Regions from separate parts of the Homo sapiens genome. Here region 1 is linked to region 2. A link is a loop called in an ENCODE intact Hi-C map of the cell type or tissue named here. Cell type or tissue: ascending aorta. All regions are shown on one strand. Links, peaks and the distances in the headings refer to the core of each region. The heading gives the core; the rest is flanking DNA. Region 1 holds the start of INAFM2 (InaF motif containing 2). Region 2 holds the start of IVD (isovaleryl-CoA dehydrogenase).

Region 1 (2,899 bases), core at 199-2,698, 82 kb before region 2:
TTTTTTTGTATTTTTAGTAGAGACGGGGTTTCACCATGTTAGCCAGGATGGTCTCAATCTCCTGACCTCGTGATCCGCCCGCCTCGGCCTCCCAAAGCTGGGATTATAGGCGTGAGCCACCGCACCCGGCGACAATTCAGGAATTTTAAGTCAACAGGCTGCCCTGGCTGACCTAGGAGCAGGGTGGAGGAGTGAGTTATTTCTTCCCCATCAACCCACAAAAGGCCATAAACACTCCACACTACCAATATCCTTGAAATTTCTCAGAAAGTAAAAAAAACAGCTTTTTCCTTGAAATAGCATCTGGCTAGCCATTACTAGTGGCAGCCCCACACCTGGGCCTGGATCAGGAATGAGACTGAGGCTGGGTTAGAGGCCTGTGGTTCCAGCAGTCCACTAGCACACTCAGTTCTGGTAGCCACTTGACTTCTGTGCTGCTGAGGTGGGCAAGGCAGCTGTTTTGGGAGGGCTTCCTCGTGTGTGTGTGTGTGTGTGTGTGTGTGTGTGTGTGTGTGTGTAAGGGGGGTCCTCTGGAAGCCAAAGATTCCTGGAGGAGGGGGGGAAGTGAGAAGGGCAGAGGGGATCCTGCCCCACAGGGTAGAAGCCAGGTCAGGCTCACACTTGCAGGGGCTTGAGGGAGGGTTCACCCACAGAACCCCATCAGAACCACAGTTCTGTTCCCCAACACACGCCCAGACAAGTCTCCCTCACTCATTCAGACACCCAGGCAGTCCATATGCCCAGTTCTGGGAACACAGGAAGTAGCATCCAAGGAGGAGGGAACCAGAATTCTGGAAAGCCTTATAGAGAGGGAATGGGGAGGAGAGAAGGCAGGGAGAGCAGAGAGCGGAAGGAGGGGGAGGGCACAAGTAAAGCCGCAAGGGAGAGTCTGAGCATGAAGGGTTGTTAGCACCTAGGGGGTCCAAAGACCAGGCACAGAGCCCACTGCCTGGCGCCTGGCCTGGAGCCAAAGAAGACAAACCTCACATGGGAAAGTGGGGAGGGGACAACCGCCCAAGCCTTGAGGTCTGGAGGGGATCTGAGAGTGAAAACGCTCTAGGAGTCCTGAGAGTTAAACTCCTCAGGTTCAGTGCAGCTCCTTGGGTCCAAATCCAGGCCAAAACCAGGAATTGGAAGACCCAAAAAGCGGGACCAGCGACCTGCGGCGAACTTTGGGACTAAGGTGGCAAGCGAGTCTGGAGAACAGCTCAGTCCGTGGCTCTGTCCCGGAGGCTCAGGGTTGGCGGGGTGAGGCGGGCTGGGGTACGCAATTGCGACGACTTCAGTAGAGCTCCGAAGCCCAGCCTGGACTGGGTGGAAGGAACACAACCAGCTGCGGCCCCAGTGAGCGCTCCAGGTGCCAGAACCGCCTACCCCTGGCGTCAACCAGGTTCTTTAGCTGTGAATGGGCCTGGGAGACCCACCCAGGGGGTACGCGGTGCGGGGAGCAAGCTGAGAGCTGGAACGTGGTATCTTCCCTATCCCTCTTACCGTCCCCTCCCAGAGGATAAACCTAGGCCTGGAGTCCGAAGCCCAGGCTGCTATTCCACCTGTCACTTCGGAGCCTCGGGGCGGAGCGGGGAGGCGCCAGAGTTGACAGCTCGCGCTCCGACCGCCCCCTTCTAGCTCCGCACTCCGCCTCGCACAACGCCGTTCCCCCTTTTAAAGAAGTGCCCGGGGCTCCACTCTACGCCGCGCCAGCCCACCAGGGGTCGCGGTGACGTCGCCCGTTTAAGAGCCAGCCTCCCTTAACTCTCTCTTAACGGGGCGTCCCGGCGGGGCTCGCGGCTCCCGGCAGCCGCCGCCTCCCCTCGCGGCACTTCCGGACCCCGGCGTCGCCCTTTTAAGGGGCAGCCCCCAGCAGCGCTCTCCCCGCCCCCTGTTGCCGGCGCGCGAGGCGGGGGAGCCGGGCTGGAGCGGAGCGCGCGGTCCGCGCGGCCACTGGAGACCAGGCGGCCGGCGGCCGGGCAGGCGGCGGCGGAGCGCGCGGCGGCGTGGCGGCGGATGGGGACGCGGAGCCGGGCGGCTGTGGCGGCTGTGGCGGCTGTGGCTGTGGCGGCGGCGGGGAAGCAGCTGACGGGCCGGCGGCGGCGGCGGCGCTGGCGGCGGTGACTGGTCCAGGCCCCGGCGGCGGCTGCAGCAACGCGGTGGCGGGCTGCGGGCGGGCGGCGTGAGGAGCGGCGGCGGAGCGCGGGGCCGCCGGGAACCGAGGGCGCCGGGCCGCCCCCTGCCCAGTCCTTGCAGGCCGCCAGGCCCCCTCCAGCCGGGGCCGTGGAGCACCGGGGCAAAGGCCGGGGCCCCCCCATGAAGGAGCGCGACGCGGCCCCGGCCGAGCGGGGCAAGCCGGCCACCTACACCGGGGACAAGAAGGCGAAGATGGCGGCCAAGACCAACAAGAAGTGGGTCCGGCTCGCCACCGTGTTCGCCTACGTGCTCTCCGTGTCGCTGGCCGCCATCGTGCTCGCCGTCTACTACAGCCTCATCTGGCAGCCGGTGGGCGCCGGGACCTCGGGGGGAGCCGCTGGCCCGCCCCCCGGCGGCTCCAACGCCACTGGCCCGTCTGGGACTTCGGGGGCGGCGGCGGCGGGGCCCAACACCACTGGGTCGTCCCGCCGCGAGGCGCCGCGCGACGTTCCCCCACTGCAGGCGGCGCGACCGGCGCCTCCGGAGCCCCCTGCGGACAGCCCCCCGGCCGGGCCGCTCGAGCGGCCTCGGGGGCCGGACGAGGACGAAGAGGAAACGGCGGCGGCGCCCGGGAGTCGTTGAAGCCCTCCGCGCTGGGGGCCGCCGGGAACCATTCTCCCCAAGCCCAGAGGCAGGACTTCGCAGCAGGATGGGGTGGAGAGCCCGCGGGAGTGACCCCCACGAGAGTGAACGCCCCTCACACTCCCACCATCGC
Region 2 (2,899 bases), core at 191-2,690:
ACTCCTGGACTCAGGGTACCAACCTGAGATGAGTTGTTCAAGAGCATTGACTTGGCTGGGTTCCGTGGCTCATGCCTGTAATCCTAGCACTTTGGGAGGCCAAGACAGGAGGATCACATGAGCCCAGGAGTTCAAGATCAGCTTGGGCAACATAGTGAGACTGCCCACCCCCACCCCGGCCCCATCTCTAATTAATTAATTAAATTTTAAAAATAACATTGACACAACATGGAGGAGGAAAATAGAGCAAGTGGAGAGGGGATAGAGACTTAATTCCATCAGCTCCCCTCTTTCCCCTCACCACTCTTCCTTTCCCTGTGTCCCGAACCCGTGTTTCTAAGTCCTGACTGCTATTATTCTGGTGTATTAAATACATACTATTTACTATTTAATACATCTTTTGTTGTTGTTTGTTTTCTCAAATTTTTTGTGGAGACAGGGTCTCCCTATGTTGCACAGGATGGTCTTGGACTCCTGGCCTCGAGCGATCTTCCCACCTAAGCTCCCAAAGTCCTAGGATTACAGGCATGAGCAACCATGCCCAGCCTATTTAATACATCTTATTTAATATATAGTATAATACGTAAATATGTACTATTTAATATTTAACACATATTAAATACAAATGGTCCCCAACTTACAATAGTTCAACTTAAGATTTTTCAACTTTATGATGGTGTGAAAGTGATAGACATTGAATAGAAACTGTACAATATTCAATAAATGATATCTAACACTGTCTTATAAAATATGCTTTGTGTTACATGATTGTGCCGTTATAAGCTATTATAAGTGTTCCAAGTACGTTTAAGGTCCACTAGTCTAAGCTATGATGTTTGGTAGGTTAGGTGTTTTTTTGTTTTCTGTTTTGAGACGGAGTGTCACTCTTGTTGCCCAGGCTGGAGTGCAATGGCGTGATCTCAGCTCACCGCAACCTCCACCTCCCGGGTTCAAGCGATTCTCCTGCCTCAACCTCCTGAGTAGCTGGGATTACAGGCATGCACCACCACGCCCAGCTAATTTTTGTATTTGTAGTAGAGACAGGATTTCTCCATGTTGGCCAGGCTGGTCTAAAACTCTCCGCCTCAGGTGACTCACCCGCCTCGGCCTCCCAAAGTGCTGGGATTACAGGTGTGAGCCATCATGCCCGGCCTAAGTGTATTTTCAAAGTGCATTTTTGACTTACAATATTTTCCATTTATGATGGGTTTATCGAGAAGTAACCCCACTGTAAATCGAGGCGCATCTCCAATCTAGAAGGCAGCTACTCCTTAATAACCCCTTTCCCATAAAACATGAATCTAAATCTACAAACCTTGTTATATAATAAAGCAAGATGTACTCTGTTATGATCAGTGTGCACGTTAGAGCAAGCACTACTTTTCCGATCTTAATTATTCCAGAGATGCTTGACCAATTTACTGGGTACGTGGGCAGTTTTCTGATTGCTGTTTCCACACTCTGCTTTCCCACAGAGAGATTTCCGCAGTTAGGGGCTGCTATTTCAACGCAGGGAGATAAAAAGAAAAAAACACTTGCTCTTCTACCCCGCTAAAAACACTCATCCTAGGGAGCACGCCAGCATTTGCAGCGTTCGGGGCAGGGCCACTCGGCCTGCGGCCGTTGCACTGGCTGGAAGCTGGCAGGCGATCACGGTTGATTGGCTCGGGTGCGGTCCAAGGGCAGCAACGCCTTCGGCGGGCCGCCTAGGGTGATTGGCTGCTGCAGCCCACCCCCTAGCCGGTTTGGTGGGCGGCGAAGCCTGGATTGGTGGAGCTAAGAGCTGGCTCAGTTTCAGCGCTGGCTCTTCGTGCATGGCAGAGATGGCGACTGCGACTCGGCTGCTGGGGTGGCGTGTGGCGAGCTGGAGGCTGCGGCCGCCGCTTGCCGGCTTCGTTTCCCAGCGGGCCCACTCGCTTTTGCCCGTGGACGATGCAATCAATGGGCTAAGCGAGGAGCAGAGGCAGGTGAGGAGACTGACCCCCTTCCTGGCCCCAAGGCCTCCTTCCTGCCTGGTCCCCAAGGCCTCCTTCCTGCCTGGTCCCCATCGGCCCAGCGCCCACCCAGCCTTGGCTTTTGCCCGTGGGCCGTTGGGAGCGCCAGCGCGGGGGCGGGACGCGGGGCCTCCGACCTCGGGTCCAGTCCTCTGACCTCGGCCTCACGTCTGTGGAGTGAAGATTTGAGACCGTGGGACAGTACTGCTGGAAGTAGAGAGGAGGAGTCGAGGCTGGGAGAGCTCCTGAGAGACTGATGGTGTTTTGGTGGAGGATTGGCCAGGCTACCTACCGCTTGTGGCACAAGGGCCCTCAATCTGTATGTAGTTCACTTACACCTGAACAGGCTGAGGTATGCTTCTCACACCTGGGTGGTCATCGTAATCACCAGGGAGTCTTTTTTGTATAAACAGTTTGGGGGTTTTAAAAAGCCACAGTGAGCTCTCCTGTCGCTCTTCAGCCCATTGGGTCAAAACACAAAAGTTGAACAAGTACTTGAAAGAAGTAGTTGGAGGCCAGGCGCCGTGGCTCACACCTGTAATCCTAGCACTTTGGGAGGCCGAGGTGGGAGGATTGTTTGAGCTCAGGGGTTTGAGATCAGCCTAAGCAACATAGCCAGACCCCCATCTCATAAAAAATAGAAAAGAAGACGAAGTAGTATTTACAAATGGAGCAGAACCAGAGTCCTTCCTGAGGTTTCACTTGGAGGCTGGATGGAGTTGGCGGAGGTATGAGCCTCCCAGCAACTCCGTAGTTTATGTTTATAGCCAGCGAGCGCTCAGAGCTTCCGTGAACCACCTCAAGTGGAAAGGGTTCAATCCCTATTCTCAAGCTTTCCTGGCAAGAGGAGTTTCTTTTCTTTTTTCTTTTTTTTTTTTTTTTGAGACGGAGTTTCACTCTTGTTG

What was found. A loop is a pair of places that touch in the nucleus more often than their neighbours do. Peaks named below come from ENCODE experiments on the same cell type or tissue, not always from the same donor. Only the 100,000 strongest peaks of a DNase experiment are listed, where the experiment ranks them.
Region 1: a loop joins it to region 2, with 7 times the contacts of the local background. A loop is called at or near these places in 10 of 110 quality-filtered maps.

What each region holds. Positions count from the first base shown.
Region 1 is chr15:40,321,752-40,324,650 of GRCh38, forward strand. INAFM2 (InaF motif containing 2) reads left to right here and starts at 1,941. Exons shown (of 1, transcript NM_001301268.2): 1 at 1,941-2,899. The coding sequence starts at 2,305. The coding sequence ends at 2,766. It overlaps LOC112268152 (a long non-coding RNA gene), which reads right to left and starts at 1,892. Exons shown (of 3, transcript XR_002957721.2): 1 at 1,492-1,892. RefSeq lists silencers at 1,629-1,998, 2,329-2,408, 2,419-2,648. In ascending aorta, for the core only: a CTCF peak has its summit at 1,708 (motif pointing right); DNase peaks (open chromatin) are centred at 941 and 1,710; H3K4me3 peaks cover 2,055 bases; H3K27ac peaks cover 2,336 bases.
Region 2 is chr15:40,404,005-40,406,903 of GRCh38, forward strand. IVD (isovaleryl-CoA dehydrogenase) reads left to right here and starts at 1,791. Exons shown (of 12, transcript NM_002225.5): 1 at 1,791-1,967. The coding sequence starts at 1,824. In ascending aorta, for the core only: no CTCF peak of the experiment used is centred there; a DNase peak (open chromatin) is centred at 1,707; H3K4me3 peaks cover 1,863 bases; H3K27ac peaks cover 963 bases.